Regions from separate parts of the Mus musculus genome. Here all the other regions are linked to region 5. Evidence: chromatin loops called from intact Hi-C (ENCODE). Cell type or tissue: left cerebral cortex. All regions are shown on one strand. Region 1 has its middle 320 kb from the start of Gm36569. Region 2 has its middle 2.5 kb from the start of Gria2. Region 3 has its middle 360 kb from the start of Gm36569. Region 4 has its middle 200 kb from the start of Gm36569. Region 5 has its middle 380 kb from the start of Gria2. Region 6 has its middle 260 kb from the start of Gria2. Region 7 has its middle 270 kb from the start of Gm36569.

What was found. A loop is a pair of places that touch in the nucleus more often than their neighbours do. Peaks named below come from ENCODE experiments on the same cell type or tissue, not always from the same donor. Only the 100,000 strongest peaks of a DNase experiment are listed, where the experiment ranks them.
Region 1: a loop joins it to region 5, with 8 times the contacts of the local background. A loop is called at or near these places in 2 of 42 quality-filtered maps.
Region 2: it touches region 5 in a loop (7-fold over the local background); 3 of 42 quality-filtered maps call a loop at or near these places.
Region 3: a loop joins it to region 5, with 8 times the contacts of the local background. A loop is called at or near these places in 3 of 42 quality-filtered maps.
Region 4: a loop joins it to region 5, with 5 times the contacts of the local background. A loop is called at or near these places in 4 of 42 quality-filtered maps.
Region 6: a loop joins it to region 5, with 13 times the contacts of the local background. A loop is called at or near these places in 4 of 42 quality-filtered maps.
Region 7: a loop joins it to region 5, with 13 times the contacts of the local background. A loop is called at or near these places in 2 of 42 quality-filtered maps.

What each region holds. Positions count from the first base shown.
Region 1 is chr3:80,209,744-80,213,743 of GRCm38, forward strand. No RefSeq gene overlaps it. Among named protein-coding and RNA genes, the nearest start is that of Gm36569, 320 kb to the left of the region's middle. In left cerebral cortex, a CTCF peak has its summit at 2,121; DNase peaks (open chromatin) are centred at 191 and 1,772; H3K27ac peaks cover 2,979 bases.
Region 2 is chr3:80,803,167-80,807,166 of GRCm38, forward strand. It overlaps a transcript of Gria2 not described here. Among named protein-coding and RNA genes, the nearest start is that of Gria2, 2.5 kb to the left of the region's middle. In left cerebral cortex, a CTCF peak has its summit at 2,385 (motif pointing left); a DNase peak (open chromatin) is centred at 2,374; H3K4me3 peaks cover 322 bases; H3K27ac peaks cover 903 bases.
Region 3 is chr3:80,248,365-80,252,364 of GRCm38, forward strand. No RefSeq gene overlaps it. Among named protein-coding and RNA genes, the nearest start is that of Gm36569, 360 kb to the left of the region's middle. In left cerebral cortex, no CTCF peak of the experiment used is centred here; DNase peaks (open chromatin) are centred at 410 and 1,815; H3K27ac peaks cover 2,104 bases.
Region 4 is chr3:80,081,380-80,085,379 of GRCm38, forward strand. No RefSeq gene overlaps it. Among named protein-coding and RNA genes, the nearest start is that of Gm36569, 200 kb to the left of the region's middle. In left cerebral cortex, no CTCF peak of the experiment used is centred here; DNase peaks (open chromatin) are centred at 1,924, 2,993 and 3,379; H3K27ac peaks cover 3,288 bases.
Region 5 is chr3:80,419,896-80,423,895 of GRCm38, forward strand. No RefSeq gene overlaps it. Among named protein-coding and RNA genes, the nearest start is that of Gria2, 380 kb to the right of the region's middle. In left cerebral cortex, no CTCF peak of the experiment used is centred here; DNase peaks (open chromatin) are centred at 1,645, 2,374 and 2,430; H3K27ac peaks cover 2,616 bases.
Region 6 is chr3:80,543,822-80,547,821 of GRCm38, forward strand. No RefSeq gene overlaps it. Among named protein-coding and RNA genes, the nearest start is that of Gria2, 260 kb to the right of the region's middle. In left cerebral cortex, CTCF peaks have their summits at 2,211 and 2,414; a DNase peak (open chromatin) is centred at 2,541; H3K27ac peaks cover 3,249 bases.
Region 7 is chr3:80,157,485-80,161,484 of GRCm38, forward strand. No RefSeq gene overlaps it. Among named protein-coding and RNA genes, the nearest start is that of Gm36569, 270 kb to the left of the region's middle. In left cerebral cortex, no CTCF peak of the experiment used is centred here; DNase peaks (open chromatin) are centred at 729, 2,075 and 3,148; H3K27ac peaks cover 2,325 bases.

The DNA of each region.
Region 1 (4,000 bases), 210 kb before region 5:
CTAGAATGAGCATCCCAGAAAATATAGTTAACCCTGTTATATGAGTTTCTTAGGATGCCAGAACAAGTTGCCAAACCACAAAAGCTTAAAACAATGGAAACTTACCACTGCATGATTCAGGAAGCTGAATGTAAGAGTGTAGGCAGGGAAATCTCTTTCTAAATGTTTTGTGGGTGGACCCCCTACCTGCCTCTTGAGAGCTTCTGGGCTGAAGCAGGCCTTGGTCTTTCTAAGCTTAGAGTAGCTGTTCTCCAGGTTCTCTCTCTGTCTTATGGCTTTACCCTGTGCCTTAGAATCTGTGCCTCCTCTCTCAGTGCCTAAGTCTCTGTACCTCCTCTCCCAGTGTTTAGAACAATAGCTTTGTTGGATAAGGGCTTCAGAAATCTTGCATGACATAATTTTTAACTCCTTACATCTATAGGAATGATACTTCTAAGTAAATTCACTTCCTGAGCATTCAGAAACTATGAATTCCGGGAGGTGGGAGAGCAGGTCAGTACGATGTAGTTAATTTCCCTTATCTCCCTACCTTATCCTGAATGTGGTGAAACATTCAGAAGTCCTGGAAACATGCACACACAACAGATGAATGTCAAGGTTTACATCAGAGCGGGAAATAGTGGCATTCGTCTATAATCTCATTGCCAAGAATGCTGAGACTAGAGGATTGTGAATTCTAGGGCAGACTAAATAATACAGCGAGACTTTGTCTCAAACAAACAAACAAACAAACAAAAAAGCCAAACAAATCATGAAACAAAACACAATGGCATCATAGAATGACTTGGAGGTTCACTTTTAATCCTATCTATGAAAATCTAAAGCAACGATTTAACATGGTTGCTAGACTAAAGGATGAGCAATGATCAAATGATGGTTATTGTCACAGGCTTGACTACACTCCATGAGACATGTCACAGCAAAAGGTCCTCAGGCTTGGATGGAATAGAGTGAAACTTGATTTAGAATCCAGTTTGGCAATTGTCCCTAGAAAAATCATACATAGGTAAATACGTGTTAACTTTGACTCATTTAATTATCATATGTGTCAAATGGAGTAGCATTTGCAAAAGGCACCTAGCCCAGCAAACCTGTCATAGTCTGTCCCCTCCTTTCCTTCCTTCCTTCCTTCCTTCCTTCCTTCCTTCCTTCCTTCCTTCCTTCCTTCCTTCCTTCCTCCCTCCCTCCCTCCCTCCCCCCCTCCCTCCCTCCCTTCCTTCCTTCCTTCCTTCCTTCCTTCCTGAGTCACTTTCTGAAGAATCTGTGTGCTTCAGAGTAGTTTCTCCCTTTAGAAAACACAGGTTCACATCCATTCAGCCCAAGCCAATCATCAACAGACTTGCTTTTTCTATGAGTATCGTAAGGCCAAGGTGGAGGACTTCCTGTCTTCTCACTTTCTTAAAGAATTCCCTCTCTTTCTTAAAGAATACACACTCATTAGAATAGAAAAAAAAAACAAATCAGAAAGCCTAGCTTTAACATAGCTTTGACTAGCATGTGTTAGCTTCTACGACAGCCAGCATATACTATATTATATTAACCATATGGAAGGCCTCTGCCTTTCATAATATAGACACTGGGGACCAGTTTAAGGAGGTAGTCTCTTTATATCTGGTTGGATGAGCATGTGTTTACAATAGATCATCTGCTCTGAGCTGTAGCATTTAACTGCTTTAAACTCTAGCTTCTTCCCATCTCTCTGTATCTTATTTTTCAGCATGTTCTAGAAGGCTCGGATCTGTTTTGCACAGAACTTCTCTGCCACCGACAAGCTATGGAGTGGGAGGCTGGAGCAGACCATGTAAATAAATCTGGTAAGCAGTGCTTAAAATTAGAGAGTGGCAACTGTGACTTTTTCTTCTTTATGGCTTCCCCTGGGCATTAATTAAATGCAGCATTTTCAAACATTTTTCTCTTGCAGAGTTATTTCCTCCTATGTATTAAAATATTCAGGCTATGAATGCAATAGCCAGGGATATTAAATTCTAACGACTGTTTCTGAAATAGCAGGGATTTGCTCATATCTTGCCTGTTATAGACACTGGTAAAATTAAGATATTTTCCCATTAACATGCAGATGAGTGAAGTCTGAGATTGCTTTGTTTGTGGCAGAGGCTCCTTTTCCCTGGTGGAGAGTTAAAATTAGGGCATGCTGCTAATACCTTTGGAAGATGTCTTTTTCTCTTCCACTCTACTACCTGCCTATCTGCCATCTCTCTGTGAATCTGTCACTTGTTATCTCTCACTTCCCCTCCTTTCTCCTCCCCTCCATCTGCCCTCCTCTTTCCTTCCTCAATCCCCTTATTCCTCTTGCCTTCCCTCTTCTCCATTCACCTTGTATGTAAACATTATTTTATGATTTTGTAATTTATCTGTCTAGTATGTATGAAAATAGTAGCAAAATCTAAAAATAATCTAAGTCAAATTCATATCAGATGCAAAAAAAACCCCTTCATTTGTTACTCTAATATTTTCTTCATAAAGACATTGTTATAGGTAATGTCACTTCATTTTCTCTGTGTATTGAAAGTAAAGCCAGTTTTAAGCATGTTGTTCAATATTCATCCTGTAAATATATTTTATGCAAACAAATTTTATGTTTGAAAGCTAACATCTTTATAAATATAATTTGTAAGTGTTTATTTATTCTTTAAAGCACAGAGGCAAGCAGCAACAATAGCAGCAACAACAACAGCAACAAGAACAACAGCAACCACAGGAACAACAAAAACAGCAACAACAGCAACAAGAACAACAAAAACAACAGCGACAACAAAAACAGCAACAACAACAAGGGCCCCTACTTTTTATGAGTATTTAAAACCCCCCTTTAAAACACCTTACATAGCATAGGAGTGATTTCTCTTTGGTTTCAGCTATTTGTCTAGTCATTTGTCATATTGCAAACAAACATCAATAAATAGACTTATTGACTATCTTCCATGGGTAGAATCTCTAGCTTGCTGGAGAGTGTTCTCACAAGCTACCAAAGTATCATTTTCTCTTATCATGGATTTTATGTGTGAGATATGTGCCCATGATCAGAACATGTAAACACTTAAGAAGCTTTAAAAAGGCCAGAGAAGATCTAGCAAGAATGGACTTGCTAGAGAGAAAGTGAGAGTAAGAGCAAGAGAGGGAGAGCAGGAAAAAAGAGCAAGCTTCCTTCTACTATGTCCTTTATATAGGCTACAAGCAGATGGTGTTGCCTGGATTAAAGTGGATCTTATCACCTCAAAAGATCTGGATTAAAGGTGTATCTTTGTACCTCAAAGACCTGGATTTGAGTGAGTCTCCCTACTTAAAATGATCCATTTAAGAAAAATAAATTCTTTATAAGTGTGCCTAGCTGTTTCTGTTGTAGTTAATTCCAGTTGTCAAGTTGATAACCAAGAGTAGCCATCACGAAAGGCAATACATAAAGTATATTGAGTTTCTAGTTTTCCATATTCATGGTTATAGCATTTTGACCTATGCTATTGGGCAAAACAGACCATTCATTAATACAGGAGGGCAGAACAGATTCTCAATAAGAATTAGTTAAGGTGATGTGTTTGAATGACATTCATTAAGCCAGATCATGTAGACAATTAGACTCTTCTACTTAATAGAAGAAAGTCTTCGCTATGCCAGAAGCCTCAACAGAATGAAAAGGCCCAGTTTCTCAGTTCCTTGTTGCATGTATATAAGTGGGCTAAAATAGCTAAATAGCAACATTTTGCTTTTGTAGTACTTGAACTTCTTTAACATGTTATTTATTTATTTATTTATTTATATTCACTTTATATTCCAATCACTACTCCCCTTCTTGTCATCCCCCTTCACAATCCTTTTCCCATTTCCCCTTTTTGTTCTCCTCTGAGTGGCTGGGGACACACCTGGGTATCCCCCGACCCTGGCACCCTAAGTCTCAAGAGGCTAGGTGCCTCCTCTCTATCTGAAGCCAGACATGGCAGTCCTGCTAGAATAACATATCTCACAAATAAGCAACAGCTTTTTA
Region 2 (4,000 bases), 380 kb after region 5:
TTTTACATTGAGCACAACGAATATGATTTGATTGTCTCAAAATCCACTTAGCAGTATCCACACACTGCCTTCTGCCTCAGCTGACCCAGATAAAAAGCAAACAAAATACTCCCTGAAGGGACAACTCCCAAAATCGTGAACTTTAGCTTCCTATAATGCAAGCATAATCTCAGGGAAACCCAAAATTCTATCCTTAACTATAAAAGGATGCCAAGACCCGGGTAACTCGATCAAACCTTTGAAAGACTTCGTGTAGGAATCCATCTTTAGAGTATGCCCCTTTGGATAGTGGTTCGATTGTTCAAGCCACATTGCCTGTGGATTGCTCTTGTACTACAGTGCAGACTCCCCCCTGCTGTAGAGTCATGTAGACTTGGCTCTTAGATGTCCGTTTTGTATAGAGATTGAAAGAACCGTAGGTTTCTGCGGGGGGGGGGGGGGGGGTAGTAGTCTAGAATGGATGTATCACTCTTAGTTACAAACCAGATACCCCATTACATTATGGCCTTAAGTTTCAAAAATAATCACTGCCTCAAGGAAGTAGGTTACCTCATTACACCGAGCCTGCTTGGGTATCTGGATTGTAACGAATACATTAAAAATTAAAGTTTGTGAGAAGGGGCTTGGTAAAGCATAGCGATGATTGTATATGCCTGTGAAATCTATGTTCAAAACTCCACTTCATGCCAAGCCATCTCTATATACCTGCGTGGCAAGTCTCTCTGCAGCCTCAGAAATTCTTTACCAAATTGTATGTGTTTTGTTTTAAACAGAGAAATGAAAGAGGTCTCATTTCAGAGATCTGTTGCCAGGAGCCAGGAGATTGAAGCTGACAGCATCAAAGGGAAAACTGGCTGATGGCCCAAAGTGCATGAAAGCACACCATAGTTAAACCTTATGGAGAAAATGTGACTTTAATATCACACATGGTTTTTAACCATCATAAATCATACTTTGCCTTAGTCACTGGGTCTAAAAGTCCCTATTTATTAAAACAAATTTTAAAATACATGTTTCTCATGAAAATGAGAAGGAATGAAGAAAAGCAAAAAAGCAAAGTAATACCCGTGACTTCCAAATATTGTAAGCTTGTGATTTTAAGTCATTCTCCACCCCCTCTGTTACTCACTCTCTTTCTCCTCCCCTGTTTCCCCCTCTGTCTGTGTTTGTGTGTGTGTGTGTGTGTGTGTGTGTGTGTGTGTGTGTGTGCGTGTGTGTGTGGGAGGGGGGTGTTTGTTCCTAAGGCAAGAATGCATAACATATGTATAATATACTAAAGTTATAAGCTGACATATTCTGGGTGAAAATACCTTCTTTTTATAACCAATAATTCATCTCACCTGTGAATCAAAAATTTCACATTCATTTAAACAGGTCCTCTAAATAGGAACATACAAAGCCTTGTAGAAAATCAATAAGAATACAATTATAGGTAAAACAAGAATTATAAATACCCCAACTTGTTACATAAAGAATAATCAAACAAATTACACACATTTTCACCTCTACTTCTGACACCCAGCACAAGAGTGGTTTGAAGTTTATGAACTTCTAATAGAACCAGGTCAACAGATACAGCAAGGAAAATGTCTCAGTAACATGCTTCTTATACTTGCTGTTCAATGTCTGCCACCAGAGCATCTTCGGTCTCATCCAAAGTGCTCTGGGATGATAGTTGATGATAAAGGGACAGGAGCTTGATTATGGAAAAAATGTATGATACTATTAATGTGTCTGGCAAGCAAATTAAAATTTAAAATAAAGGGACTCTTCGAAAGCAGCTTTCATTTTAACCTATTTGAAATTCAAGGGCAGTCATGAACTCAAAATTGACTGGATTTCATCCTTAAAGAACATGAACTTGCTGAATCATAGTGCTTTATCCCCATGGAATATAAACAACCTTATCAAACATTACATTCTGCTGGTAAATTGTAATTGTACATAGTCTATAACATTTTATCAGGCATTTTTGAAATGTGATTGCTACTCTAGTAGCAAATCTATGTTCAAAACTTAGGTAAACATCTGACATTCACACAGCTAGAAACATTTCCTACTAAAACTAACATAATTACATTAATATGATCTTCCATGAAGCTTTTCAATGCACTACATTAAGTAGTAGATATTCTTTTCACCACAGAATGCTGTCTAAGTATAATGACTTTAAACTGAATGGAGTAAATGGTTATACAGTAAATAGAAAAATACTGATGTTTGTTTTTTTATAAGCATAAAGATCACCCATTAAAGCCACAAAGCTTCGTGTTTCTTGAATACTTAAATTTATCAATAACAAAATCAATTTTGAATATTACAAAGAAATTGAATAGAACAATAGGTTCTAAGGACCTAGTTGCTGTTTTCTGCCCTCTGCTGTTCACTCCTGGAAACTCTGTAGCTCTTAAGCAGCCTTTCAGATACAAGAAAATTCACAAAAAGTAAAAATCAATATTATCTTTCTCATTGATTGTTTCAGTGGTTGGTTGCTGCTGTTGTTTTTATTGAAATATATTTATATTGAAATATAATTTGTAGGATGATAACAGTTAGATATATATTTTCTCATTCTTAGTCCACCTTTATTTCAATTATAATTTCTTTTAATTTTTAAAGTAAACTTTCACAAACTAACAAATTTAAGTGTTTGTCAAATCTTCAATTATTTTATATTCATATTTTATAATTAAAATACTTATCATAGAGAAATTTTGTCAGGCATGGAGAATGGAGTGGAGGTAATTTTGAACAGACTTGAAACAAACTTCTGGAAGCATATCTAGTCAAAACTGTACTATTCACTCAGTTGTTACAGTTTGTACTGATAAAGTCTGACAAAGCAGAAGTCATCATAACCCCGAAAGGCTTTATTGAAACCCATCAAAAGATGGGAGATGGCCAAAGAAACAGAACAACGTTCCAGTGTTCTAATCATGAGACCCTATTTTCTAAGACACCAGAAAAAAAAAAAAAAGAAGAGTTGTAAAGATCTAAATATATAAAGAGAAATGGATTTTGAGATTCTCAATTAAGAAAAATATAGCTAAACATTAAGATTGAGACAATATTGTTCATACTGTTGTTTTTCAGAATTTTAAATTATTGACTCAGCATGTCAAATTCAAAGCCCAAGGACACATATCTAAAACTACTAATCATAAGCATTATAAATGTGTATGTATAGATATATGTAGGTGTATGTCTGTATATACATATGATATTTAAAGTATAGAATCCTAAAATAGAAAAACAGTATCCACTTTATGTTTGAAGGATTTAATAACATCAAATTCAATTATAGCATCTATAGATAGCAAGTGACTACGGTATTTATCTATTATGCCTGGTGCTATAAATTACGAGATTAAGATGATATAATGAAGCTGGACAGTGGTGGCGCATGCCTTTAATCCCAGCACTTGGGAGGCAGAGGCAGGCAGATTTCTGAGTTCGAGGCCAGCCTGCTCTCCAGAGTGAGTTCCAGGACAGCCAGAGCTACACAGAGAAACCCTGTCTTGAAAAACAAAACAAAACAAAACAAAAAACCAAATCAAAACAAAACAACAACAACAAAAAATGTGATGAGAAAATGACAAATTCAGATTTTGTGCAAATTATCAGTGAAAGTTAAGGATGGTCATTGTGATGGACTATCTTGGGTTTGAAGGTAACACACACAGGAAGAAGGAACGTCAATCAAGCAGTTACCTTCATTAGACTAATCTCTGGGTATGTATATGGGAGCATTTCCTTAATTGTTGATTGATAGAGGAGGTACAAGGACACTGTGAGCACTGCAGTATCTGGGCTGGTGGGCTCAGAAAGGTTGCTGAGAAGCCAGCAAACAAACCCAGTGAGTCATGTTTCTCTGCCATTTTTTACTTCAAGCACCTGCCTTGAAATCCTCTCATGGCTTTCTTCAATGATGGATCATAACCTATAAACTGAAATAAGCCCTTTCCTCTCCAAGTGGATTTTGTTTATTACAGCAACAGAA
Region 3 (4,000 bases), 170 kb before region 5:
TTAAAGCCTACACATCCCACTCCAAGAGGCTCTGCATGGTTTTCATAAGGTGCAATTTCTCTTTAATTAACACCAAGAGCTACCTGCACTTTAGAATTGATTCATGATTAATCAGTCATATTTTCTAAAAGGCATTCATTTTGATTAGATGGTAGGAAAATTAGCCTGGGATAATTCTTATTTCATTAGATGTGCTCTCTCCTTGTGTTGCCGAAGCTCACTATTTTGGATCCCTAAAGCGATTCCCACTTCGGTTCATATTACTTTTCTTTAATGAAAATTAATACTTTTTTCCCCACTGCCTACTGCTGAGCTAATTTTATTGCAGATGATGTTTGTCGGTTTCCTTCTATTTTTATCCCACTGGAGAGTGACTCATTGTCTTTCATTTAAAAGCACCGTGTTTTCATTATGTTCCAGAGAAGCCTGTGCAGATGGGTAAGAAGCACCCTTTGAAATCCACATCCTGGTGCCAAGACGTGGCTAACGTTTTACAGGCTTGTCAACTCCAAATTCCTCTTCCTGTTGGATAGGAAGTCTATGCTGTGGATTCTAATGCTAAGTAATTGGACACTTATTAAATTGTATTTAGGGGTTGGCATCATTAGAGTTGAAGAGTCTGGGATTCTGTTTCCATGACCTGTGTGTGGTGCTTTTGCGCTGAGCTTTCGTTAGCATCATTAAATACAAATCTAATTATAATATAAGCGATCTGATTGCCGTAATGGAGACTGGGGCATAATTTTCTTTGTAAATTGATGAGCTATATAAATCAGCCATCCAAAGGGATACCCAGGAACAGACCCGAGAACACACTGAGATGTTGCCATTAAAGTTCATCTTTTTTTCTTTTCAAAATTATTTGGAATTCAGATTATGTTTATATTCAATGTCCTTTTCTATAAAAATGTTTTTGATAGTCTTGTAAATTCCTAAAAAAATTAATCAAACAAAAAACAAAGAAAAATTCCTAAAAAAAATTAATCAAACAAACAAACAAACAAAAAACTTTGCTGAGGTGTTGATACAAATTTTTATAAAATTTTGTACCATTATGTGAGGAATTTCATCTGTGATTATTAAACTTTTACATTAACTTATGTAGGTGGCTTTGTGGTGATAAGCATTTGTAGAAGTGATAATTATTTGATTTAAAACAAAATGTTATCATCAGTGGGTGTGTATGCATGCAACCTCTCTCTCTCTCTCTCTCTCTCTCTCACTCTCTCTCTCTCTCTTTCTCTCTCTCTCCCTTCCTCTTTCACAGACACACACACAGACAGACACAGACAGACACACAGACATACACACACAGACACAAAGGCACACACAGACACACACAGACACACACAGACACACACACACACACAGAGACACACACAGACACACACACACACCCCTCATTTGATTAATTGTAGATCTTAGACTAAAGGGTAAAGCCTCCCAGAGAAGTAAACATTTTGCTTTAGGCCTGGCTTACAGAAATCATCCCTGAATTTCTATTTGCATGTTTGTCTCATGGACAGCCAGTTCAAGGAGGCATGTCTACTCTGCTGGAATTCCTGCCCTCACTTCAATAGGGGCCAACTCCTTACACTGCTGCAGTTTAAAGAAGTTCTTTTAACATGAATAAATTATCACATTTGTCCGTGCTCCTGTCTTATCTTTTAGTATCTTTGACTCCATCTGGGGCCTGCAGCCCTCTGCTTGTTGTTGTTGGGGCTGTGTATCTAGTGTTGAGAGTGTTGATCCAACCCTCTCGCTATGGATACATTCTGTGGGCACTCTGTATCTTAGCTTGGCTAAGAATCTGTAGCTTGTAGGTGGCTTGGAATTAGAGCTGAGTCATTCTGCAGATTCTGGGTGTGGGATCTGTTTTGCTGCAGAAAAGCATAGTGGTGCCTTTGTGCTGGATCAGGTAGGTATAGTGTTGGGTTTCCAATTCACAAAGGCGCATTTTGGTCCATGCCTTCACATCAGGGCAGAGGCTATGTGGCTGTGCAGTCAATAGGGTCTCCCTTCTGTAAGTGTCATAGGTAATTTCTTCCTTGGCAATAGAATTTGACCTCGTAGGTGACTCTTGATAACTCATTTCAGAGTCTGTAGCTGTATCTCTTTTATAGAGCATACAGCTAGCTGTAGATCACTTCTGTAGATGAACTAGAGTGACCTTTGTCCCATCCGGTAAAAACCCTGATCAACGTAAGTCAGTGTTAGATGATACTTACAATATATTTGGACTCTACATACTTTGGGGAATATTTCTCAGAAGTGCAAAGAGAAAGGGAAAAAGGAGAACTTCTTTTCTTTTCCTTTTTTTTTTTAAACATGGGCAGAAATGACATGAATTAAATGTGCTGTTTTTACTTACTCTATATGCTAACACAGTGATATGACATTTTGTGTCAAAGGAAGTCAAAAGAAAGCAGCCCGGGGAAGAGCTAAATGACCACACTAGTCATATGCACATGTGTGCGAACCTTTACATATGTGTATGCAAGCATAACAATAACAGTTAAAGAAGAGACCAGAGATTTGGGAGGTGGGTACAGGAGTGGTCAAGGGACAGAGGGAGAGGGTCAGAGTGATCTAGCAACAGAGGTCATGTATGAAGGTTCTAACATAAATTATTAAATTAAAATAGAAAACCATCACAAGTGAAAAGTTTTCACTCGTTTTAGTTGATAAAATGAGTTTTAAACTGGGCACAGCAATTTCCTACGTGCCTAAGAGATTGGGGTAAATAGTATAGTCTGGAAACAAATGCAGACCCCAAACGGAGGAAAACATTAAAAATTAAGTGCTTCAGTCACAGGCGGACCATGAGCCTGTAGCCCAGACTTGTGGGCATGCTTCAGAGGTCGCAGTTCTCTCTCCAACAGCTTCAGAGTGAACCCCAGAAAGAGACTGCGGCTGCTCATATTGATGGTTTCAGGAAGCAAGCTCCAGATCACTAACAGAGGTTTGCAATGGTGCATTTGACAAGGGCTTCACACGTTTCTGCTGTCTGTGTCAGCGTTCTCCAGTGGCCACTAGCGTACGTACGGCATATTTGTTACATGTTACCAGTTCTCTGCATACTGCCACATTTTTTTTTAGGATATTATCGACATATCTTTGGTGTCTGGAAGATTCTCCTTTGCACCATCCGCTTCAGTCTTTGAAGAAATTCTACTCAAGTGTTGCTTCCGTCGGGGGTTACAAGCATAGCATGGTCTTCAGTGCTTTCTAATTCTTTGTTTGTGACTGAACACTGAAGTGTGTATTTCATGTTGTCTTCCCTTTATGCAGCAGGTTATATTTCATTCAGTCACTTTATCTTTCGAAAAAAGCTATTGGTGTTGTCTTCATTACCTTTCTACTGATGTAAAGAGGCTCCTTGATCAAGGGAGCAGCTAGAACAAAGTTTATTGAGAGCTTGTTTACGGTTTCAGAGGGTGAGCCCAGCACTCTTGTGGCGCGGAGCATGACAGTAGGCAGGCATACAGGCATGTGCTGGGACAGTAGCTGGGAGGCCGGGTGTTGAGACAATAACCACCAGGGCAGGTGTTGTGGAGAGAATGCAAGCAAGATACCAGGGAAGGGCATGGGCAAAACAAACAAACAAACAAACAAACAAACAAACAAAAAACAAAAACCCAGAGTCTATGCCTAGTGACACCACGAAGCTATATCTTCTCATCCGACTCCAGCAGTTCCACCAACTGGGGACCAAACATCCAAATGTATGAGCGTGGGAGGGCCATTATCACTCAAAGGAGCACAGGTGTGATGCTTCAGAGACGGTGCTCACACTCACACCGGTTTTCCACGTTTTCTTAATTTGAGAGTTTATATGTATACTGGTTATTTTCATTCATTCTTTGGTTTTGAATTTATTAGTTTGGATCCAGACTTAGTATTTCGATGTCTACTGATAATTTATTGTTTTCATAATTATAATGTCTTATACTTTATTCAGCTCAGTTTATTACTATCAATTCATTTCAAACTATTTTAT
Region 4 (4,000 bases), 340 kb before region 5:
TTCAGTGTGATGTAACAGCTGTCTCTTGTTTAGTAGAGGAAATGTCTGAGAGGAAAAACAGTTCCCGAGTTATCCTGTCTACAGACAGCTCTTCCACTATCATTTCCTCATTAGCTGAGAAGCGTGGCAGCATGACTTTGTCGGGAAAGAACAACGATGCTCTTTTCCTGCGACCAGGGAATTTAGAGCTGGGGAAGACGCTTCTTCAAGGCTACCAGGTTTGTTTTAAATTCATAAAATAACCCATTCCCTAAAAGAAGAATGGTAGAATGTCAAAGCTGTTCAGTAAAACACAACTATTTAAACCAAGTGTCAGGTGGGTAGTTAGTTACTCTGGAGACTTTTCTCCCAAAAGAATTTGGAATACACTAACACTAGGTATGAAAAAAGTAAATAAACAAAGAATGAGAAATATATCTTTCATCACGTTTACATGCAGATAAAATCAACTTAAGCACAGAACATGGATAATTTGTAAATGTCAATTTCTTTAAAAAGTGAATCTAAATTTTATGAATTTAAAAATTTGTCACATAGCTTGTGTGTACTACCCCTAGATTAAAATGGCCAAATGTTGACTACAGTCATCATAGAACCAAAGCTGAGCCAATTAGGATTTACCAGTCTTCTTTCTTTCTTCATACAACTGTCTCAGCATGGTAGTAAAGGTTCTTCATCCCAGCTAAGAAGGTAGGGGCATATGGAACTCTGTGAGTTCAAGATCTGCCTGTGTCTACACAGTGAGTTCCAGGACAGACAGGGCTACCTAGTGAAACTCTATCTCAAAAGACAAAAAACAAAATAAAACAACAACAAAAAAATTCAAAGATTGTGTTTTGTGAGAGATTCCCAATAAATTAACACAGCCAAAATTGAGGAGTTATTGTTTAAATTTATTTGAGAGGCTACTAGTAAGATATTAATTTTACTATCATTACTTCTGTTATTATTTCTATGGATAAAACATGCTTGTTATTTCACTTGACATGTTTTCTGGTTCCACAGGAAGATGCAGACAATGGAGTACAGATACATAATACCCCACTGTATATCTACAACATATTCTCTATCCATTCACCTGGCTGGTTCTACATCCAGGTTATGACATGTATGCACCTTTCCTTACTCTGGTTTCATTTCCTTTGAAGAGATGCTCCAAAGTGAGATAGCTGGGTCATATAGCAGTCCTATATTGAGTTTTATTTGTAAAGAACTTCTATATTATTCTCTATAATTGTCATACTATAATTCACATTGGTGTTAATCTGACCAAGAATTAATATTCAGCATGTAAAAGAAACCCCTACTCCCCAAATAACCCTTAAACCTACATAACAATTAAAAATGGGAAAATGTTCTGGGCAGAAACTTCATAACAGGAAAGAGGAAATACAAATAATAATTTTCTTCCTAGCTCGTGAGTAACAGACAGATTAATTAAATTATCCATGTTAACACAGCTAATTAGCAGAGAAGCAAGGAGTCTAACCTCTGTGAGGTCACCGGAACCCTCTGGTGCGCACCATTTTTGGAGAGTTACTGACCCAGAGTGTATGCTTTCAGCAAGATGGCACCAGGGATATTCATTAGAACGTCGATCAAATTTGATTGAGCCATTGCCTTACTTTCACACCCTCAGCCCCCTCCCCCCCAGGCCCATAATTTAATTTGCATTTTGCAATTGTATTTGTCATTGAGTCTAATTAAAATTTTTCCAAGATTTCTCACATTTGCCAATTTTGAGAAATGCTTTGGCATTTTCAATGAGACACTTTCAAAACAGCTTTTAATAGAAGAAAAAGGGAATGCTTTTTAGCATGTACTGACTGAGAAATACTGGAAGGGAGAGAGCATTTCTTTTAGTCCAACCATGAATCAGGCACAGAGCTGCAGCCAGGTCTTTCAGACTATCTGAGACACTGACTCACGTGTGATATCATGACTTGAGCTCTTCCATCGTTTAACCAAATTGTGTGGCCCTCAAAGGTCAACATGATGAAATCACTCATTCAGAAACTCCTTGTCAAGAACCCACAGCATTACGCAATTCAGTTATTTTGTATAGGTATCTAAAGAAGAGTTGAAAGTAGGAGTTGCTTGATCATAACATTGATTTTTTTCTCTAAGTCAGTTTTGGGGTAGGGATGATTATCTGTTTACTTTCATTTCGTATGGAACAATTGGATAAAGAACTGGGATTGACATAAACCATTGAAGGTCAGTGAGAAGAAAGCAGTGGGTAAATAAATATAATACATACCATTAAGTATTTAGAAACATTGTCTTTATCAACTACCGTAACAGGAAACAGTGTTCTTGTCTGCAGCCAGCTCAGGATATGTTTGTGTCACAGCCACAGAGACTGTGAAGGTATTGACAACTGCTGTCATCTCTCTGGGCCAGACTGTGGCTATTTTGTTATGTATGTCTCTCTTTTGGTCTAATACTCTGTTCTATTGTTTTCATTTCAATTAATATACATATACATACATACACATACATATATATACATATAATATATAAATGTATATTTATATATGATGATTCAAGGTGATATTTGAAACAATGAAGTTCAACCTTTTCTCTAGTCACACACCCTTTCCGACCTCTGTCAATATTCTACATACAGCTTTACAAGTTTTACTTTTCAAATGTGGGGAGAATGTACAGAAATATGTACAGAGAATGTACATATTTCTGTGTCGGACTAACCACGCAACATATTATCCTATAGATCTATCCATGTTGCTCCAAATGGCAGGCTTTCCTTCTTTGTAGATGAAAAATATTCTATTGAGTAAATACACACCAAGTCCTTTGTATCTATTCAAAATTCTGCTGGTTGGCACACTGATTCCATATCTTATTGGCATATCTCTTGATCTTGTTGTTTCTTCTCCATAGGGCTGTTTCACAAGCCTCATCAATAGGGATGCAGTCAGGGAACAGATGGTGGCGCATCCCACTTTACTCCCACTTCTTGAGGTTTTTTTTTAAGGCTCCAGTTAGCACTCACGTTTCACTGGAGTTTAAAAGTGGGAGGAGGACTAAGCTGATGATAAAGCACAGAAGAATTTATTCACCCGCTTCAGCCTCCACAGTGCCTTGATTCTGAAGACCAGAAAGAAGTCACAGATAGGAAATGAAATCTCATTTTTCATGCATCTTAAGTGTCAACCCTTGTAGCAGCAAGGACAGGGAGAGATGGTGTAGTAGAAAGGGCAGGGAGAGAAGGGCCTCAGTGAGTCAGTTCGTTTTCACAAATTTCTAAATTAAAAACATTTCCTCAACCCCAGGGCATACTCACCTGTTCCTCTTGGGAAAATATAATCTTGGCTTGTCTATTGTCTCACCTTCCACTGCTGACCTTGGAGACTCCAGATGCTATTATATATATAATTCTGGCTGCCCATCTACTACTTCTGGTGCAGCTAGGATCCAAGGAAGCCCTGCACCAATGACTCCTGGATGCTGTGTACTGTTTGTGACACCTGCAGGGACATCCTACAAAACTTCCTTGACCTGACTTCTCATCCCAGCGCTGAGATCAAGTGCATGCATTTAACTCAGGGGAAGCTACTAAGCAGCTTTGGGCCTTTGGGCATTATTGTGGCACTGATATTTATCCAAAGCCTAGTCTTCTATCACTTGCCTGAAATTTAGATACTCAATAGTTAATGCTTTTAGTATTCCATTAGCCATAAGTAGCACACGCATGTCCACACACACATACACACCATGCTATCATGCTTCATTTGATAAATGAAAAAAAAAAACCCCAAAATTTAGCAAATAGTTAACTAAGTCAATGATTAGTTTTAAAGAGTGCTGGGAACGCATGTAATAGAAGACAACGGAAAACCTAGGGCAACAGTGTTAATCAGAGAGGAGTCTACAAATATGCAGTGAGCAATTGTCACCCAAGCCTCCACAAAGAACCTTGCGTTTTATCACTTTTTGCTGTCACCATAGCTGTCAATTTCAAAAGTCCACAAAGTAG
Region 5 (4,000 bases):
AAAAAAAAAGAGTGAGTGCTGCTCTCCTAAAGGATATGAATTTGGTTTTCAATGTGTACATCGGGCAGCTTACAACTGCCTATACATTTAATCTCAGGGAACCCATAATCCTCCTGTGTTCTCCATCGAAAAGCACACACACACACACACACACACACACACACACACACACACAAATACAAACTAAATCTTAAAAGCTATGATCTATATAATTACATGTAAAATTGTGTTGTGACTGTTATAGCACAATTTCTTTTGAGTGAACATTACAAAATGCTGTATTTATTTTATTGTTTTTCTATGGATTTGAGGAAAACTCACTGTTCTAAGATCTTAGAGACAGATTTTACTACCATATGGAATGTAGAATTGCTATCCAAATATGATTGAAGATCTATTAGCAATACAATTCTGTTGTTTATTTCTTAAAAGTGAAATACTTCATAATGAAGATATCCAGTCATATATATTTTGAAGAGTGAAAATATTTTTTCTTTTGATTAGTAAGAATATAATGAAGTCAGGCTCACTAAAATCTCAGTAATAAAAATAATCTCTATTTTTTTTAAAAAATCAATTAAGACAAATGAAATAATTTTGTGAAAATAAATGAATAAATGGTATCTTAAGTAATATGTATACTTCTAAAGTTTTCCAATATCATTTTGATTAAGCATTTGAGTTTTGCAGTTCAGCAGAGTCCCCAGGGAGGCAACGCTTTACTGAGCTCTGCTTTCAGCTGTATGCAAAAGGAAAAGGAGGCTTATGGGGGAGCGACCTTTTATTGTACATAGATGTTGGCAAAAATAGAAAGCGGAGGATAGAAAATTACTAGTTAGGTAGTGTACATTCTGTTTGTGAAAAAGGCATGCTTTCACATAAATGCCAGCAAAAACTCTCCTTTTGCTATATAGTCTACCATAGTCTCAGCATATTTTACCATGTTCTTTAAGAAAGAGAGAGAAAAAGTATATAAATTGTGTATAAAATATGAATATGGTCCAGTCTCTGAATTTTTTTTAAATTGCACTTTGATATGAACAAATTATGTTTACAGAAATGTAGATATTGAGAACTACCTGACTGACCACATTTTTAAGTTCAGATTTCTTCATAAAATGTTTCTTTGTGTTATGACTTATTATGATATTTAATTATACTACAAAGTAGGCATATATGTTACATAAGTATATAATAAGTAATATCTATTACAATGGCCAAGTACTTTTATAATGTGAGCTATCAAGTAGACATCCAGTAAATAATTAGCGTTACTGACCTTGGGATGTTAAAAATGTTTTATCTGTATCCTGTAAATTAAGCCAATCTGGTAAAACCAGACCACTACCTACCACGGACCAGCCAGCTTGTGTGTTTTGTGCAGATACCATCTTTCAAAGGTGATAAGCACAGAGACCCACAGCTACTGTGGGTGCAGAGAGTGATGTTGTAAGATTGCTCACTCCCTCCACTCTGTTCAATAATCATTTAAGGACGTGGGAACAGAAAGCATGTATGAGACTGAAGTGATAGAGGAGTACTAGAAGATAGGATCTTCCATGCACAAAGCAAGGCAGCTACACATGTGAACTCATAGTGCTTACGAGAGGACGCACAACATCTATGCAAGCTCAAGACAGACCAAACATCGCTATTGAAAATGAAAACTTGGATGCATAGTCCTATTCCTAGCTGAGGAAATATTGGCAACTGATAGTTGCAGGGAGAGGATGAGTCAGTTTTCTTTAAGAATAAAATCCCTGGTAAGTTGATCATGTCTCATTTGCCTGAAAACCTGTGGGCTGCACTAATTGGACTCTGTAGGTTTTATAAAAAGATGGTATATACTTGGGTGAGTAGGGAAGGTGATACTTCTTAAAAAAAAAAAAAACTTGGGAGGGATGAATATGATCAAAACACATTGTACAGAATTCTGAAAGAACTAATAAAGGATAAAAAAATAGCTTTTATTTTTGCTTTCTCCTTTTCTGTTTACATAATGACTCACAAATGAATGGTGATTCCAGATTTATCTTTAAATTAAGAATTAGTCTCATATTCATGCAAGATTTTAAATATAAACACACATATACACAGAGAGAGGGTGGGGGAGTGGGAGAGAGGGAGAGGGAGAGGGAGAGGGAGAGGGAGAGGGAGAGGGAGAGGGAGAGGGAGAGGGAGAGGGAGAGGGAGAGGGAGAGGGAGAGGGAGAGGGAGAGAACTGAGACAATTTCTTCTTAAGAAAAATGCCGCCTACCTTCACAAGCACTCAAATGGCTCAACCAAAGGGAAAGGAAGCATAAGTACTTCCACGCAGACTGGCTGTTAGGGAAATCATTTTATTTTAAGATTTGAAAGTGTGCTTTCCTCCTATGTGCCCTGCCTTAGTACATTGAATTAAAGCTTCAAGTACTAAACTCAGAGTACAAAGGATATCACAGTTAGTGGGAAGGAACCATATGAAGCTCAAGAAGTTGCACAGAAACAGCTAAATCACTAAGAAATACCTAGCCAAGGCTTCAGACTCCCACTCTCAGCTGAGGAAAGCTGACAAACAGAGAGATGATGATCACAAGATTCTTGAAGGAAGAAGCGTTTTTCTCTCTCACATTACAAGGGGAATATTTAGTCGTCGCAAAAAATCCAAGCCAGGTTGCCTAAAAATAAATAACATGCAATATAATTGGGGTCTCTAAAACCAAGAGGTACATACACATATTTAATTTCTCTTTGCCAATGAGCTTATAGTGCACACTGCCTTTTATTATTTTGACTAAGAGTTGAAAAGAGTGGGAGAAAGCCATGGGCTGAAGAAAGCTGCATGAAACTGTCCATATGCTCGCCTTTGGCCCAGAAAGGTTGCTAAATCCCCAAGGGTTAAGTGGTAGTGAAAACCAACAGGACATGAGATGTCTCACTGGTGTCCTGCCCAGGAGCAGTACACAGTGAGAGATGCTGTGGTCATCTGCCAAGTGCATAAGCTGCGACAGGAGAGCTCAAGCAAGCGTGAGTTTCTCATATTAATGAACTGTGCTATAAATTCCTTGCAGTTCACACCGAAAGAACTCATTTGTGATCTGATACCTGGCATACACAGGGCACAGAGAGCCATGCAGGTTAGACAGGGTTACACTAGATGTGCTGCAGCTCCTGACACTCACTTGTCCCTTTTAATGTCCCCTATCCTCCTGTTCTGTCTCAAAAATGGCATAAGAAATTTATTTCTTATACATGTTAAGTTTCAATGGAAACTTGTACCTGGATTTTGAGGTTGCCATATATACTTTTTAGACATATTTTTAAAATAAACAATTCATTTCTTTAGGTTATCAGTTTCAAAAATATGGAACCTTGTATAGAAGTAGCATGGGGCAATAGACATGTATACAAATTCAACAATTGATGCAGACCCAGAGACTTTTGTTTTAAAAGGAGACACCATTACTGATTTTATGACCAGATGTTACCTCACAGTTAGAGCTAGCTGCCTGTTAGGCCTGACATACATTATGTGGTGTGTGTGTGTATGTGTATCATCTATCCATATGGATAAACACATCACATATTGTATATTCTGTTATTATTCAGAGAGGAAAGAAATAAAAGTCAATGCTTTGATAATATTAACTAAAAGTACTTTCCTGCCCAAATTATAGAAAATGTTGAAATTATAATGCTTGAAAAATAAAATCCTTTTATGTTGATGAATGTACTTTGACTATCTTAATTGAATCATACCTCATTCAATATATTTGCATATTAGTTCCATCACTCAGGTACCAATTAGTCTCTGTCTGGCAAACTGTCTCAAATTTAATAGTAGTTATCAAGAAATATGCATATGTAAATAACACAAGATCTGACACAAGATAGGTATTACACCAGTAAAAGATAACTTGAAAAATATAAGTAAGTTAAGTATATATTTATATTAAGTATACAATTGTGTTTATCTATTTTAAGTAATATTTTCATTTTTATTTCTGTGTACATGTGTGTA
Region 6 (4,000 bases), 120 kb after region 5:
TCTTGGGAACTCTAGTTTGTATTCAGGTTTTTCTCACTGGATCCATCATTTTGTTTTCAAGTCTAGAATCAATAGACCAGCAGGCAAACAAGTCTAGCTGCAGTGTCTCCATACAACCATCCATCTGCCTTGGCTGCAGACTAAAAAGGAAAAAAAAAAATCCCCACACCCTGCTGATTAGCCCGAATTTAAATACAGGAATTCTTATTCCAAAGGGTCCTAGGCAGCTTCACTCCATTTGAGCATATTTGTCTATTCTGTTAATACTCTCCTCCAAATTGTCTATGTTTAATTAGCTAATTTCCATCACTATTCAAGTACATTGTATCACTGCCCTGAATATACTCCTATTTCCATGGAATTCTTTTTCGCTCATTGCCTAATTCATTGCTTGCTTTGCAGCAAATGTCTTGTGACAACATCTGGGTTTTGTTGTTGTTTGTTTGTTTACAGGCTCCTTCTATTCTTTACCCAAGTGAAATACGACTTTCAATCTCTTGATTCGGTTCTGTTTACTGTACTGTTGCTCACTTCCTCCTTATCTGTGCACCAGCAGGATTTCATACAATGGATTACATTCAGTTTCCTGACTGTTTTCCTCATACATCTTCCAGAGTACCTTTGCCTCTGTCCTTTATTGACCTTCTCCTATTTCAGTTTGCTTGGTCTTTCCACTCTTCCTTACGTCTTAAATTTTTATATGTCAGATGAAGCCAAGACATGGTCTTAATAGCTCCCACAGAGAAATTCATCCCGTGCTCTGTCACTTATGTCCTATGGTTTTATTGATCATCTACTTCTGAAAAATCAAACTAGACCTACATTTAGTACTGAACCTAAAAGTGAAGCTACCAACTTTTAAATTTTTTCTAGATATCTAAATAGTATTCAAAATTACAAATATACAAACAAAGTTAACTTCTAGCTATCTGTACATTCCAAAGCCTATAATTCCAACACTTGGGAAGCTGAGGCAAGGGGATTGCCAATTTGAGGTTAGCCTAGGCTACATAGCAAAGATATTCTCAAACTCCCACTCTCCAAAACAAACAAAAAGCCAATCTCTCTGTTTAGTTCATGTTCTTCACCAAGTTGTTTTTCACTTCATCTTTCCTATCCTACTTCGCCTCACCATTTACCAAAACAGAATGAATGGAGATATCCTAATTCTGTTTCCTTCCATATGACAGCCAACATTATGATATGAAAAGGTAAGAATACAGAACAACATACACTATATTTCAGAGCCTCTCATGGCGTTATCCATTGACTCATTATCCATTGAAAGGAAAGTGTAATCCACTGTATGAAATCCTGCTGGTGCACAGATGAGGAGGATGTGAGTAACAGTACAGTAAATGGAACTGAATCAAGATACAGTCAATCTTATTTCACTTGGGTAAAGAATAGGAGGAGCATTATCACACTCTTCCCCTGGTAAGCATACAGGTCCTCCTGATACTTCTTACAGATATCTGTTCATACATACCAACAATTGTTTATTCATGAGCAATCACTATGTACCTGGGTCTCGGCCATCACTACCTATTGATCTTACTGGTCTTCCTTGCTCCTTTTTACTCAGTCACCTTTCCTTCCTTCATGAAACAATGCCACTGATGAACCAGAATTTAAGTCCAAGGATACATGGGTAATATGAAGATTTTGACTTCCTCTAGTCATTTAGGTACAGGTCTTTGGAGGATTCTACATATATTTCAACGTTCATGGAAGAGCCCTTTAACATGTGAGCAGTTCTAAAACACAGTAGGTGTGTATGCTAATTTTTAATCAGAGATACTAATTTGTATCCTTTTTTTCTTTCTTTTATTTCTTTGTATGCTCTACTTTCTGAGAGATTTATGTCAATTTTTTTTTCTTTCTCTTTCACTAACTTGTCTATTTTTTCCTTTTCTTCCTGCTTGTATTTCTTTCCCCCCTCTGCATTGATAGTATCCAGTGCAAGGGAGGTACACTGAAATTAACTGCATTATCTGAGAGTTGGTCTTTAAGAGTGTCTCAATCAGATGAGGTTATAGAAAATGTCTGGGGCTGGAGAGATGGCTCAGCAGTTAAGAGCACTCACTGCTCTTCTAGAGGTCCTGAGTTCAATTCCCAGCAACAACATGTTGGCTCAAAACTGTCTGTAATGGGATCTGATGCTCTCTTCTGGTGCATCTGAAGACAAGTTCAGTGTAGTGTACTCATATAAATAAATAAATCTTAAAGAAGAAAATGTCTGTAAGCTTTTGTACATGATGATATGGGCCAAGTTTGTTGATGCCTTTATAGATTACAGTGTTTTCAAATTAGCATCTCCCAACTGTCCATGGCAACTTTTCAAAGTGTTTATACAAGTATAGGTTCTACTTTAATAGATCAGTGCCTTGTGGTAAGACAGTGAAAATGTAGCTACAAAATAGTTTAATTTAAAACATATAGAGAAAAATACAGGTAGAATAATCACTTCCAAAAGGACAGAGTGTAGCCATATTTTTTTCTGCTGCCAGAGAAATGAATCACTTTGAGAATTTTCACCTCCCACATTTTTCATGTACTGCTAAAGAAAGATACAACTTCCTGGCAAAGCTATGTAATTTTTTTATAGAGCAACCTTTCAAACACTAAAAGAATTATCTCTGTACTCTACACTGTATAATTATACCACCTGTGTAATGTATCATCTTTGAGCCCAAATCAAATACAATTTGCAAGTATATCAACCCTTCCCAGCACCAGAGATACATGTGTCACAGGATAGTGCTGCTGTTCTGTGTCAGTCACCAGATGTTCTATAGCATCATCCATTAAATATTCCATCTTTTAAAATGCTGTGGCAGGGGTGGCAAGGAATATTGCTACAAAATCCATTCCATTGATTTGCTAAAAGAAAACTTCAAATTAAGCAAAAGAAAGGATATAATGGCCATGGGATCTGGCTGTAATCCTGCAGTGTGAACACACCAACAAACTCACCAGGAAGTCCTACAGTGCCTGTTTTGTGGCTTCCAGGGGCAGGCAACTGGTTTACCTGGATGATCACATTTGACCAATAGAACTGAAGTTATGTACTTCCTATGATCATTTGAAACTGCTTACTGGAAAACCACAACAAGGAAGTTCCCTGTGAAGTCGGGCAAATGCTTTTTGGTTAATCAGCTGCTTAATCAAGTGATTTTCAAATCTCACACATTATCTGCTTTCTTTACAAGCTGTTCTTCAGAGGTTATTCCTAATGCTGTGGTTAGCTAGAATGCTTTTTTGAAAAATGTGTCTTCTTGCTTGTTTTCCCAATAGAAATGGAAGTCCATCGACCTATCTTCAAGGATTTGTTTTAAAATACATGCTAAGTTATTTTTATCTGTAATACCATGGTGCCCATCATATATCATATTTGAACTATAGAGTAAGTGCATTCTAGCTAAAATCGGATCCATTCTAGGTTGTTAAATAATACTATCATGGTTATTAGTTTAAGTTTCTCAAAATAAATTCTAAATCCTTATGATAAGGATGTCCTATTACTTATGAAATCCTCACATGAAATTTGAACCTCAGAAGCAGGTAAGGGTATGACATTTACTAGGTGAGAACTTGACATTTTGATGTTTTCAGAACATTTGAACAACTAATGTACTAATTACAAATAAACTACACTACTTAAATATTATTTTTTCTGATTTACACATTTATTTTTGTACAAAATGAATTTCTTGAGATAGGCAGAGCTTCAGTATCTAGGGATTGTGGGTGGGTTTTAAGAACTAGCTGGGACACGTAAGTAGGAATATCTGCTAGTGGAATACAAGTCATTATAATTCAATAATTATACATGTTTGTGAATGTTTAACAAACTATAAAGCTACTGAAATCAAAGATTCATAATTCTGCTAATGGTAAATATAGGAGGAGCCATTAGCCAACTTCAAGGGAATATATAGGCAGAACAGCAAGTATGACATATACATATCAAAGGACCACAGAGAATTATATTTGCTTG
Region 7 (4,000 bases), 260 kb before region 5:
GATATTCCACAATAAACTGAATTTTAAACACTATCTATGTATAATTTTTATGAGACTCTTGCCTGTTAGAACGAGTAGGTCTCTGACATCTGTGGATCGAGCTAGAAAAAAAAATCATTGAGTGTGAAGTAACTGACACCCCAACAGATAAATAAGGCATACTATCCCTTATCTGTTGATGTTAACCCCTTTATTGGGATGCTATAATCTGCATAACAATGGAGGTTAGGTATAAAATAAAGGATGGGGGTGAGGGCGCAGTTTTCCAAAAAGGAAGAAATTGAATATGTAGTAATGGAGAATAATTGGAGCAGACTGAAACAGGAGAATTAAATACAGTTGTTGAGGGGAAATGGAGCTAAGAGAGGGAATAGAGGGGGAGGTAATTAACATTAAGGGGCACTAAGGGTCACATGGAAACCTACTTCTATAAAAGTTTTTAAAATATATACATATATGAGAGGAATTGGTAAGCAGCATCTAACATGGAAGAAATATGTCATTTCCTCCTTTTCCTCGCAAACATGTCCAGTTATCAAAAACTCAAAATAAGTTCTCTTCATAAAAATATAAAAACATTTATACCCACTGTCACTACATTTTCTTCTCTGAACTGCAATGAGAAGTTCAATTTTATAGAGTCCTTCCTATGCCTCATGAGAGAAGGAATCACTCTGGAAAGCAGGTGAAGGGATACCCGGCATAAGCGGCACATGCTGCTGTGCCCCCACACTCCTCTGATCTTCTAAGAGCGTGCCATATACTAACTCATCTAGCAACTTCAGCACAACTGTGAGGAAGTTATTTCCATCCTACCAATAGGTGAAGTGTTCAGACATAGAAAGTTTAAGAGGTTGTTTCAGCTCATAGAATTTCTACCATGCACACTTGATATCAGAACGAATGCCAGTTTTTACCACAAAGGATATGTCTCTATTCTGTCTGTCTATCTGTCTGTCTAATTGTGTGCATGTGCACATGGTGTGTGTGTGTGTGTGTGTGTGTGTGTGTGAGAGAGAGAGAGAGAGAGAGAGAGAGAGAGAGAGAGAGAGAGAGAGAGAGGTGCTTTGGGATGTGGATGAGCCCAAGCCATGATGTGGGTGTAGAGATCAGAGGAAACTGTTAGTAGCTGGTTCTCTCTTTTCACCATGTAAATTCCAGGAATCAACCTCAGGTTTTCAGGCTTGTGCAATGAGTACTTTCACCCATTGGACCATTTTGCAGGCCATTTGTACATTAATGCAGGACAGTTATTCTTGAAAAACAACAATAAAAGACCGAGTTTTGTCTGGCTTCTTCAACTGACTCACTGGAGGTAATTTCTATTCTGTAACCCAAATCAAGGAAACCCATGAATAATTTCTTTCTATCCACATCATAGTTATGAACATTGAAATGATGCTACCAACAGAGAAAATTCTGGACACCTATGGATGAAATACTTTTGACTGTTTAGCTGATTATGAGTCTGTACATACATAGGGTCTGAAATAACTCCAGTCAGAGGAAAATTACCATAGACCATTAATACATTTCCTACAATTCACAAGAACACAAATATTAAAAATATAAGGTAGAAACTGACTGAAAAAGATGCTCAACATTAAGTTATGTCCTCTGCATGTACATGTACATGTGTGTTAACATTTCACCTCCAAACCCATGCATGCACACACACACACACACACACACACACACACACACACACACACACACAGAGAGAGAGAGAGAGAGAGAGAGAGAGAGATGTACACTCACACAGAAAATAAAAGCAAATCTGGAACTCTGTATCATGAAATATTCACAGTCAAATAAGCAATATTTAATCCCTGGATCATGTAAGAGGAAGAAAATATTTCCTCCATGTATAGAAATAGAGACAGAAGTGAAGATGTGATGCCTTTGGCAGACAAGAACATGAGAGCATGAGAACTTACATCACAAATATGCTCCATCTGCTAAGGTAGAGGAGAGGCAAAAAGAGAAGTGAAGAATACAAATCACCTTTTTAAAAACTAAAAACAACAAACCAAACCAATCCAAACAAACAAACCAATGCAACCAACCCCCCACCCAACTAACCCATCAACCATCTACCCAACCAACCAACCACCCAACCAACCAAACAAGCCAACCAGGGTCTGAAATAAAGTGTAACTGGATTGAATTGACGGCTATTAGTGCAGAAAGAGAAAACAGTTTTGAATGTGTTTTACATTCATGACAGGCTGGAGTGAAACTCAGAGGGAAAGCATATACAGGGCCATGGGCTAAGTCTCTTGCAACACCTTCTCTCTGCTCTCAAATAAAAAGGACAGAGAAAAACAAATGTAAAACCTAATGGTCAGACCTCCATCACCTTCTGGGGAGAAAAAAAAAACCCTCATAAAAATACTCTAGGCTTTTGAGAAGAAGTGGGAAGAGTGGGACTTTCAACAAACAATTTTTAAATTTGATGAAAGGGACAAATCTACTGATGTGATGTGAGGCTCAGAGAGTTTCAAGCATAAGCAATACACAGGCAAGAATATCAACATCAATTTCCTGACCAGTAATTAAAAAAAATCTTAAAAGCAGTGAGAGAGAGAGAGAGTTAAAATTATTATAGATGAGTACAAATAAGGCCAAGAGAGGATTATGTGCAGGCAGGTAAGCCAGAAAATAAGGGTGGCAACTCATTACAATCATGGGAAAAATCTTTAGATATAAGCATGAAAAAATCTTCCCCAAATTAAGAGGGAAGAAGGAGAATCTTGAAATTTTTTGAAAGAGTTGCAAGTATAATTTTTAAATAATATTTCCATTATCTAGACATTGAAATGAATTATTGTGTCATAAGGAATCTGATACCAGATGGAAACTTAGTTCCATAAAAAAATAAATATAGAACTCTAAAAGTAGTTAAAATGAGATGAACTTGAAAGTTATTTCATGGTTTCCTGTGCTTCCAAGGATAGAAGATGTTAAAGGCAAAAACAGGAGCTACGCATTTGGGGGTTACAGAATACGAAAAAGCAAAATTTATAACTATAAAGAGAATAACAAATGCAAATTAAAACCACACTGTGACACTTTCACACCCACTGGAATGGCTAAAATTGAAAGTACTGTCTTAATCCAGCAAAGATAAAGGAACACATCAAGATAGCTGTACAGCCCTGTGTGACTCTGTTACATAAGATGGTGGCACCCACAGACAGTAGAGATAGATTTTATCTCACTTACTATGAGAATAACCTTGGGAAATTGGAACAGAAAGCATGAGATTTCTCATCAGTAGAATGAGGGTAAAATAGAACGTATGTGGTGCTGGAGAGTTGGCTCAGTGTTCAAGAGTACTTGCTGAGCAATCATAAGTATCTGAGTTCAGATCCTAGCACCCACATAAAAAGCTGGGTATGGTCACAAATGCCTGTAATGATAGTGTGGAGGAAAGCAGAAGCAGGAAGATTCTTGGGAATTGATAGCAATCAATCCAGGCTCACTGAGAGACTCTGTCTCAATGAAGGAGGTCAAGAGTGATCTGGTAGGTACCCAATTGCCCTGCTGGCTCTGTACCATGCCTTCAGATGTGCATACATACACATATGGGCACACTATACATCCCTCCCTACCTACCTACATACACACACATACACACTATACCCACACACATATGTATATAAAGAAGAACTTTCTAGATGCACATATGATATTATGTTAATTATATTCATTATCAACTGAGGAAGTTTAAATTACAACTTCCTGATAATATATATATATATATATATATATATATATATATATATACACATATACACACACACACACACACACATATATATATATATATATATATATATATATATATATATTCATTTTTTCACAAGTTTTCTGATCCTAATGTTGCTCTTAAACAATCTTTACTGAGTCAGTAACGTATTCTATTATGGGAACAGTAAAATTCATTTCTCTATGTTTATTGACATCTTCTAAGACATATATGTGTGTGTGTGTGTAT